Regions from separate parts of the Homo sapiens genome. Here regions 1 and 2 are each linked to region 3. The links are chromatin contacts, found by Hi-C in ENCODE. All regions are on one chromosome and are shown on one strand. The core of a region is the stretch at or near the end of the contact, and the rest is flanking DNA. Distances in the headings are between cores, read along the strand shown. Region 1 holds the start of PDCD4-AS1 (PDCD4 antisense RNA 1). Region 2 holds the start of ADD3 (adducin 3). Region 3 overlaps ABLIM1 (actin binding LIM protein 1).

Region 1 (2,789 bases), core at 290-2,789, 3.6 Mb before region 3:
ATCTCATAGAACTCGGGATGCCTACCCAACACAGCCTGATTATGCTATATGTGCTTAGTAAGTACATTCAATGAATGACTAAATGAAAGACAGGGAGGAAGAAGGAAACAGTCCAGAACTGAAAGGGATGAGAAGAGAAAAAATGTGGAGAAAGAGAAGGATGGGTAACAAAGGAGCCAGCAGTCACTGATCAGTAGAGTATAGGTGAGAGAGGGGAAAGGAGACAGCTGCAGATAATGGAAAATAACAAAACAAAACTGAGGTCTGGGAAGCTCCGATTTTAAAAAGTGAACATGAGTTATGAGACTAATTCAGATACTGGCCACACCAGGAGGCCCCCGCCCAGGAGATGAGGATGACCACCAACTGCTGAGAATCTTTGTAAACTCAAATCAAGGTGTATTTATTGCACAGGCACAATAAATGAACAAGGCATCTTAAGTACTACAATGACAGGTGAGTGGGTCAGGCACAGTGGCTCACGCCTGTAATCCCAGCACTTTGGGAGGCCGAGGCAGGCAGATCCCTTGAGCTCAGGAGTTCAAGAGAAGCCTGGGCAACATGGCAAAACCCCATCTCTACTAAAAATACAAAAAACTAGCTGGGTGTGGTGGCACAGGCCTGTAGTCTCAGCTACTTGGAAAGCTGAGGTGGGAGGATGGCTTGACCCCAACAGGTTGAGGCTGCAGTGAGCCAAGATTGCACCACTGCTCTCCAGCCTGGGCAACAGGGCAAGACCCTGTCTCAAAACAACAACAACAACAAAATCACAGATGAGTAAGACACAGGTCTTTCCCTAAACAAGGTTACAGTCTAATGGGCAGAAGGGCTAGGACAGGGACTCAGATGAAATAATGCCAGGTAGAATGTGATCAGTGCCCCTGGAGGTGTGGCAAGCCAACACTGTGAGGAATCAGCGGCAGGAAGATCATATCAAATCACGAGGCTCCAGAAAAACTACGAGGGTCCAGGAATGGTGGCTCACGCTTGTAATCTCAACGCTTTGGGAGGCAGAGGTGGGCTGATTGCTTGAGCCCAGGAGTTCAAGACCAGCCTGGACAACATGATGAAACCCTGTGTGTACAGAAAATACAAAAATTAGCTGGGCATAGTGAGCTGTGCCTGTAGTCCCAGTTACTCAGGAGGCTGAGGTGAGAGGATCGTTGAGCTAGGGAGGCTGACGGAGGTCGAGGCAGCAGTGAGCTGTGATCATGCCACTGCATTCTCCTGGGCTAAAGGGCAAGCCCCTGCCTCAATTAAATAAAACAACAACAACAACAAAATAAAAAACTACCAGGAAGGGCCATGAGGCACAGAAGGATTGCATCAGGCGGAGATAGGAGATGAGAAGAGAGACATTTCAAGGTGATATATAAAGAACTACCAGGGGGTGAGGAAGCATATGGGGAGATGTGTGGAGACACAGCCTGAAAGTCTTGAAGTCACATCACGGAGCCTTGAATGACCGACCGAGGCGCTGACACTCAAGAGAGGCAATGGGAAGCCAGTGAAGGTTTGTGTGTGTGTGTGTGCGTGTGTGTGCAGAGAAATAGTAGCATTAGAGATGATTCCCAGGCAGGGTGACTGGGCAGCCAAGGGAAAGCGCTGGCCTGTGCGGGATGAGGCAGTTGGGTTCTGGAGAGCACAAGCAATCATTCGGTGCTGCCCATCAGACAACTGAAAAATCTGATCAGAGGCAGTGGCTAAGTCCCCGCCTGGGAACACAAAGGAAGCCTAAGGTTCTGGTTATCACCCTCAGGGGACCGTGACCTTGAAAGAGTAAGGATAGTACCAGCCAAAACCAATGCAGCCAAGAGGAAAAGTCACAGAGAACAGCGAGGGGAGGTGGAAGTTTCAATACAGAAATTGTAGCCATGGCTGAGAACCCCAGCACTGGAGGCCGGAATTTGTGCGTTTGAACGCCAGAGGCTTGGCTAGTCATGATTAGCAAAGGAACTTCAAAGAGTTTTGGAGCCTGCTTTATATCTGTGAAATGGGAATTATTTCCATCTCAAAGGTTTGAGGGGATTCGCTGAGAGAAACTTCTTAGCATGGGATCTCCAGAAACTGGAAGCCACAGAGAAAGCAGCGGCCAGAGGGAGGAGGAATCGGACAGGCTGATCACTTGGAGTGTTCGCCTAAGCAGTTTCTAGAAATGGAGGCAGGGACCATCAGGAAGCTCAAAACCTTTGCTTCAGCCGAGTTTGCAGAACGCCCTGTGAGGAGAATGGGTGAGCTGGGTCGAGGAAGCTTCATCCTCGTCCCCATCCCCCAGCACTGCCCTTTTCCCAACGCTCCCATCCCGCCACGCCTCCCAACATACCCCCACCCCGACTTCCCGCTCAACTCCCGCTCCAGCCAGTCCCAGGAGCCACATGCGCATGCGCCCTCCCGCGCCCCTCCCCAACTTTCCACGTTTCACTCCTCTCCCTTTTCCTCCTCAGCTCCGGCTCCGCCGCCACGATTGGCCAGCCGACCACCCGGCCTCGGCCAATAAGCGCCGCCCTCTCGCCCCCGTGTTACTGGGTAGAAGAAAACAAAAACAAACAGAGCGAGAAGGGCCAGAGACTCTCCGAGGCGGCGGCAGAGACAGAAGAGCGGGGTCGGGGCCGGCTGACCAGGAACCTGGGCGAGCAGCGGCGGGGGCCCGAGGGGTCAGTACCAGTAGGCGCGGCTCACACGCTCGGGAAGACTGCGCCCTCTCCCCCATCCCTCCTCGGAGGCAGCCGCAAGATGGGAGGGGGCGGGGGCGGAGGCGTGGGGGTCGCGGTCCTGTCAGGTCCGGGCCT
Region 2 (2,700 bases), core at 133-2,632, 4.5 Mb before region 3:
GGTGGTAGACTAAAATTTCTACAGCCTTAGTCCAGTGGAGAGAGAAAACGATAAATGCATCACAGTTTGTGTCAAGACAAGATTCATTTTCCACACTTCATATGTGGGAAGAGGAAACTACATTTTAATTAGCACATTTTTAGGGAGGAGGGGGGGGATGAAGATGAGGCGGATGGCGTGAGGTATTTGAGGGGGACGAGTCTGCAGATGAGGAAAGGAAATGAAGTGGATTGTCGCCAGTGCCTTGGAAACGAAGGGGGATAAGGGTGGGGAACGAAGTTTGTTGTGTGTGTTAGGGTGGGGTTGGCCCAAGGGACCATGAATCATTAGAATGGCGCTCGGAGGGGTGTGCTTGCAAGTGTACTGGTGCAGGAGGGACGTGGAAGTCGTGGGTGGCAGAGAAAAGTGTGCACCGCTGGGAGGTCTATTTCAAGAATAGGTTGGGATGAGAAACATGTCTGGGCGAGGGGGGTGGGAGGCCCGGTGTCACCTGTGGATGGATCCACAGCCCTGCAATTGCGTGTTGCAAAGTTTGCCCGGCCCCGCATTCATTTTGAAGGTTCTTGGCGATGCCTCGACTTTTCGCCTCAAAGAAGTGAGCTCTCATAAGGTTCAGAGGCCGGGAGCCAAAGCGGGAGTGAAGACTCTCGAGGGGTCCAAATGAAGCAGAAGCGAGAGCCCCTGTCCTCCCCCTATGTGGAGGTGAAGCAGGGGTTGTGGGGACTAGGCGCCCGCGAAGGCAGCTGTGCTGAGAGCAAAGTCCAGGCCCCACGGGGGGCGTGCGGAGGTTGAACCTTTGCAGTGGCCTCCTACAGCCCCAGCAGCCAGCGTGGGCGGCCGAGGCTGACTCAAAGCGGCGGCTCAGCCTCGGGAGTAGGAGTAGGGGGCTCGCTCATTTAGGGCGGGAGACATTTCCGAGGCGCCCCTCCTCCCCTTCGCGGTCGGGTTTCTATCGGGGTCGTTTCCCCCTCTGGCCCTCCGGGGACGCCGCGGATTCGAGCTGCACAGTCAGAAGAGGACGTTGAAAAGGCGCCAGGCAGCCGCCCCGAACCAGGCCCTCCCGGCTGCCGGGCCTGCAGGCCCCCACCGCTGCGGCTTCACGGACTTAGAGCTTGAGGGCGCGGAGGGGGCTGCGGGGGCGGGACCAGGACTCCCGAGGGGCGCTCGGGGCGGGGCCAGAGAGAGCTCGGGGCTGCCAGAGGCGAGGTCTTGAGGAGGCGGGGCCGGGAGGCTTCGGAGCCCAAGAGGCGGGGCCAGAGGCGTAGGGGGCTGCGAGGGGCGGACCTTGGGGGCGTGACCGGGGGGGGCGCTTGGGGACCTAGGGGCGGGGCGTTAGGGGGCGGGACCAAGGGACGCTCGAGGGGCGCTCGGCTAGTCCCGCCAGAGCGCGAGCCGCCAGCCCGTAACGGTCGCCAGTGTGAGGGGCGGGAGGGAAAGAAGAGGGGTTTAAATTAGATTTTTTAAAACACAGAGCAAGCGCCAGAGGCGTCGGCATCCCAGGTGTCGCCGCTTCCTGCTGCACAGGGCTCGGCGTACAGGTCCCTCCCTCCTCAAGCCCCCTCCCCTTCTCCCGCCCTACCCTCTGGGGCTCTGCGGCGCTTAAGAGGCGGCCGCAGCGGCGGATCCGGCGGCTGCTGCAGCCCGGGCGGCTGCCGAGAAGGAGGGAGGGGAAACACAAAGCCGGCTACGCGCTGCGAGGTAATCTTGCGGGGAGAGGACGCGCCGTCGTCCCGCCTCTCTTCCGGGCCGGGACGCGGGCACCCGCGCGGGGGCTAGCACTGGGGACGCTACTGGGGGTCGCGCGGGGGTAGGGAGCGGCGGCTGGCGGGGCCAAGGGGACTTCTCATTGGCTGTCCCTGCGGCCTCAGGTGAACCCTTTTCCGGGGCGGGAGTGGGGACCACGGCCAGGCCAGAGGGGAGCGTACCTGCGGGGGAGGGTCCGGGGGTGGCGGTGCACGGCCTGCGGCGCCGCCGGGTGGGCCCGACGCTTCGCGCGTCTGCTGGTTTTCCCTAGGAAGGCGGGGAGTACCAAAATCAGTTACTGGCTGAAGCTTAGGTGACCCCGGGGACCTTAAGCCCTGAAGGTGCGCTCCAGGGGAGTGAGAGGTTCCTGCGCTTAGAAAAGGTGGAGGAAAGGGAGCGAATGTTGGTTTTAGTTGTTTTTCTCCTCATTTAAAAAAAATTTTTTTTGTTACAAGTTGAAAGTGTTCAGTCACCTTTCTCCTATAATCCGCTTCCCCACCCCCCAACACAGACACACACAAACACACCGCCCCTACAAACGTATACATGTTAGGTTGAGCTTCCTGCTAGGGGTGACAAGCGAAGTTGGCAGCAGGTCTGGTGTGCTGGTGTTTGGGGCACGTCCAGCCTCTTTGGAGGTAGGCTATTATAGCTTAGGCAAGACCACAGACAGGTAGCATAATCTGGGCCTCTTTTAAAATGGCAAGAACGGCTTCAGGTGAACTTTTTTGTTGCAGAGATTTAATTGCAAGTAGGTGCCGGTTGAAAATGGGAGCGCAAGGAAAACCACTAATTTCCTTGGCACATGTGCTGTTGCAATTAACCTGGTAGAGTGTTAAGGAATTTAACTTAGCCAAGAGGCTTTGAGGGAGGATTATATGCAAGTTTGGGGAAGGAATTGATAAGATTCTGGGGTATGGGACTAGCTACATACACGTGCGTGCAAGTTTACGTTAA
Region 3 (3,039 bases), core at 245-2,744:
CACATGCAATGGGCCAGATAGTACATATTTTCAGCTTTGTGGACTACGCTGTCTCTGTCTCAGCTACTCAAGGCTGGTATGGGCTAAAGCAGACCTAGAGACTATGTAAATGAACAGACGTGGTCCTGTGCCAATAAAGCTTAGGGAGTAAGTGGAGAATGTTTACTTTTTACCTGATACCAAGATTGGCAGCCCATAGGTGAAACCTGGCCCACTACCTGTTTTTTGTAAATAAAGCTTTATTGGAACAGAACCATGTCTGTTCATTTACATAGTCTCTAGGTCTGCTTTAGCCCATACGTAGCTGAGACAGAGACAGCATAGTCCACAAGGCTGAAAATATGTACTATCTGGCCCATTACATGTGATTCAGAGAAGTACAAACAAGTGTACTTACTCAGTTATTCATTTATTTATTTACGATGAGCTCACACTACTTAAAAAAAAAAACTTTTAGAAGTTGTCTGCTCAGACAGTGGCAGGGGATGCCTGGACAATCATCAACAATCTTCCTAGAAGCAGGTGGGAACTTGGGAGTTTTTAGGATGAGACAAGAAAAGCTCCATAGGCATGGGAAAGGGAAGTTGTTTAAAAACAAAGTGAAATAAAGGTTTGAGCAAAAATCTTTTGAATATCTACTCAATCCCCACACACCCTGCCTCCCTGTAATGGCTTTAATATTCCAAAAGACTTTGAAAGATAGCTTTGGTTTGTACAGCAAGCAGAGAAGTAGTTCAAGAGGCAGCCTGGGGGAGGTGCAGAGGGGATAGAGAAGCACTGAGCTGCTCTGAGGTCTACTTTTGCCTTACTAACCAATGGGCTGTGTGTTCCTAGGAAAATCACTCAGGTTTTCTGGGTCTCAGTGTCCTCAACTCTCAGAGGTTTAGACTAGATTAAATCTGTGGAACTTTCCTGCTAATGATATTTCTGGGAGTCCTAAGCAGGTATCACCTTGAACACAGAAAAGGAGGTAGAGAAGAGATCTTCCTGGTTGGTGCAAGGCCAGGTCCGGGAACCAGCCGGCCAGGTTGCAGCCTTTTTTCCCCGCCCAGCACATGTTGGGTGTGAGCGAGTGCAGATTAGGCAAGGCCCCAATTATCCCTCGGCTGGGAGAGGCAAGTGTGAACAATGAATCAGTCAGAAACTCCTTTCCAATATCCTCATCACACAGACAGTTAAATTGCAAACCACAAGACATATTTATTAATGAGTACATCCAAGGCCATCAGGCCATTTAAGAAGTTGTATTAAAAGGGCAAAAATCCCTCCAATCTTGCTCAGGGATGGTTAAAGGGTTCAGGGGTCCCTGCTCTTTGTGATGGATAGAGGAGCCAAATGACACATCAGGGTTCGCCCACAGATCCCTCATACATGCCATGGTTGAGCACTTCTCACTGGTCCTACCCCCAGTGCTGAGGGCCTTTTGAGTTTTTGACATCCATAAATAACCTGTGGGTACTACCTCCCTGCTTAGCTCACCACCAACCCAGGAAAAAAGGAACCAGCTGGGTTACCCCCAAACCTGGGTGAAACTGGATTATGTGCCAAGGAAAGCTTTGACGGACCAGTCTGGCAAGGCTGCAGCCTCTGCCCTGTTGGAGCTGTCATCTGGAGTTGTCCTGTGCTGGAAAATTCAAGCTGTAAGACAACAAGGGACTCCATCCCTAGAGGCCAGCACAGGCTTCAGGCTCATGCCTGAAGACTCCCACTGCAGAGGGTACACCCTCAGCTGCTGAAGCCTCTGGGCAGGGCCATAGTAAACAGTCTCCACCTCAACTCTCTATAGACAGAAGTCTTAATCATTTTAGAATTGGCTCCATGGAGTCACAGCTCCAAGCCAGCTTACAGCATTACATTTATATGTCGACAAGGGCTTCTGATCTTGGCCTTCTGTTCTGCAGTGGAACATCCTGGGGCCAATCAACCTCACAAACACCGGTGTCAAGGCAGGTGATGAACAGCACTTGGTTATATTAAAAATGTAGAAGAACTCTGTCAGGTTTAAAATTCTTAGGCATTTTCCTAGTCTTTTCTGCTTGAAATTGCTACCTACAGTTGTCATGGTGGTTTCCTTGGTGTAAGTTTCATATTCTAGGGGAAATCAGTGCCATCGTGGGAGCTAAAAAAAGGAGAACTCATTCCCAGGGCTGCCAATTGTAACCCTGGATTAAAGTGCCATGTGACTCAGCAGCTGCTTAACTTTTGACTAATAGATTTGTTTACATAAGAAGAATGAGAGGGTTTAAGCAATCAATGACGTCCTATCGGTTAAAAAAAGAAAAAAAAGAAAGAAAGAAAAATGACGTAGGCTGGGTGTGGTGCTTCATGCCTGTAATCCCAGCACTTCAGGAGGCCAAGGCAGGAGGACCACTTGAGGCCAGGAGTTAAGAGAGCAGCCTGGGCAACATAGTGAGACCCTGTCTCTAAAAAATAATAATAAAAAAAAATTAGCTGGGCATGATGGCATGCACCTGTAGTCCCGGGACTCAGGAGACTGAGGCAGGGAATCTCTGGAGCCCAGGAGTTTGAGGCTGCAGTAAGTTATGACTGTGCCACTGTGCTCCAGTCTGGACAACAGAGTGAGACCCTGTTTCTAAAAAAACAATAAAAATAAGTGACTTAAGATACAGCAGCTAGTTATCCTTAGAGATGTCACTGGATTATGAACTGATAGGCTCATGTTTATGTTTATAAATAGTATAAATAATATGTATAAGCTCAAATAATAGGGATGAGAAGGGAGGAGGTGAGGTCTTAGGTTTCATTCATTTGGCAAAAGCCTGTGATGAACCTGTGGGTCAGGCACTGGACACCTGATGAGGAGGAAAGAAAGGCTGTATAATCTGCGCTACCAAGAAGAAATCTGTATTCAATTCCTGGCCCTGCAGTAATCATCTGTACGCCTTTCGGCAACTGCTCTGGGCCTCAGTTTACTTACTTGCAAAACAAAGATGAGAGTCATACTCAAGCCATAGAGTTGATGAAAGGACTTTGATGAAGTATGCTTATAAAGTGCTAAGGCAATAAGAACAAACAATA

The links. Hi-C counts contacts between places; a loop is a spot of excess contacts on that map. Pooled maps may share reads with other maps.
Region 1: a loop to region 3 is called in a pooled map, with 4 times the contacts of the local background. The contact joins the promoter of PDCD4-AS1 here to the enhancer-like site in region 3. A Hi-C loop is called at or near these places in 5 of 50 pooled maps.
Region 2: a pooled map shows a loop between it and region 3 (4-fold over the local background). The contact joins the promoter of ADD3 here to the enhancer-like site in region 3. A Hi-C loop is called at or near these places in 1 of 168 maps with a recorded cell type or tissue (CD4-positive, alpha-beta memory T cell) and 6 of 50 pooled maps.

What each region holds. Positions count from the first base shown.
Region 1 is chr10:110,869,365-110,872,153 of GRCh38, forward strand. It overlaps PDCD4-AS1 (PDCD4 antisense RNA 1), which reads right to left and starts at 1,540. Exons shown (of 1, transcript NR_026932.1): 1 at 1-1,540. PDCD4 (programmed cell death 4) reads left to right here and starts at 2,564. Exons shown (of 12, transcript NM_014456.5): 1 at 2,564-2,654. RefSeq lists an enhancer at 1,062-1,672 and silencers at 2,677-2,726, 2,757-2,789.
Region 2 is chr10:110,006,602-110,009,301 of GRCh38, forward strand. It overlaps ADD3 (adducin 3), which reads left to right and starts at 1,383. Exons shown (of 15, transcript NM_016824.5): 1 at 1,383-1,698. ADD3-AS1 (ADD3 antisense RNA 1) reads right to left here and starts at 1,780. Exons shown (of 5, transcript NR_038943.1): 1 at 1,580-1,780. RefSeq lists enhancers at 28-583, 584-1,137 and silencers at 966-1,395, 1,706-2,115.
Region 3 is chr10:114,518,382-114,521,420 of GRCh38, forward strand. All of the region lies in intron 6 of ABLIM1 (actin binding LIM protein 1), which reads right to left. Among named protein-coding and RNA genes, the nearest start is that of AFAP1L2, 120 kb to the left of the region's middle. RefSeq lists an enhancer at 527-1,046. Within about 2 kb of position 1,495, at least 21 of the 41 ENCODE cell types and tissues checked have a DNase peak (open chromatin) inside an H3K27ac peak, as active enhancers do.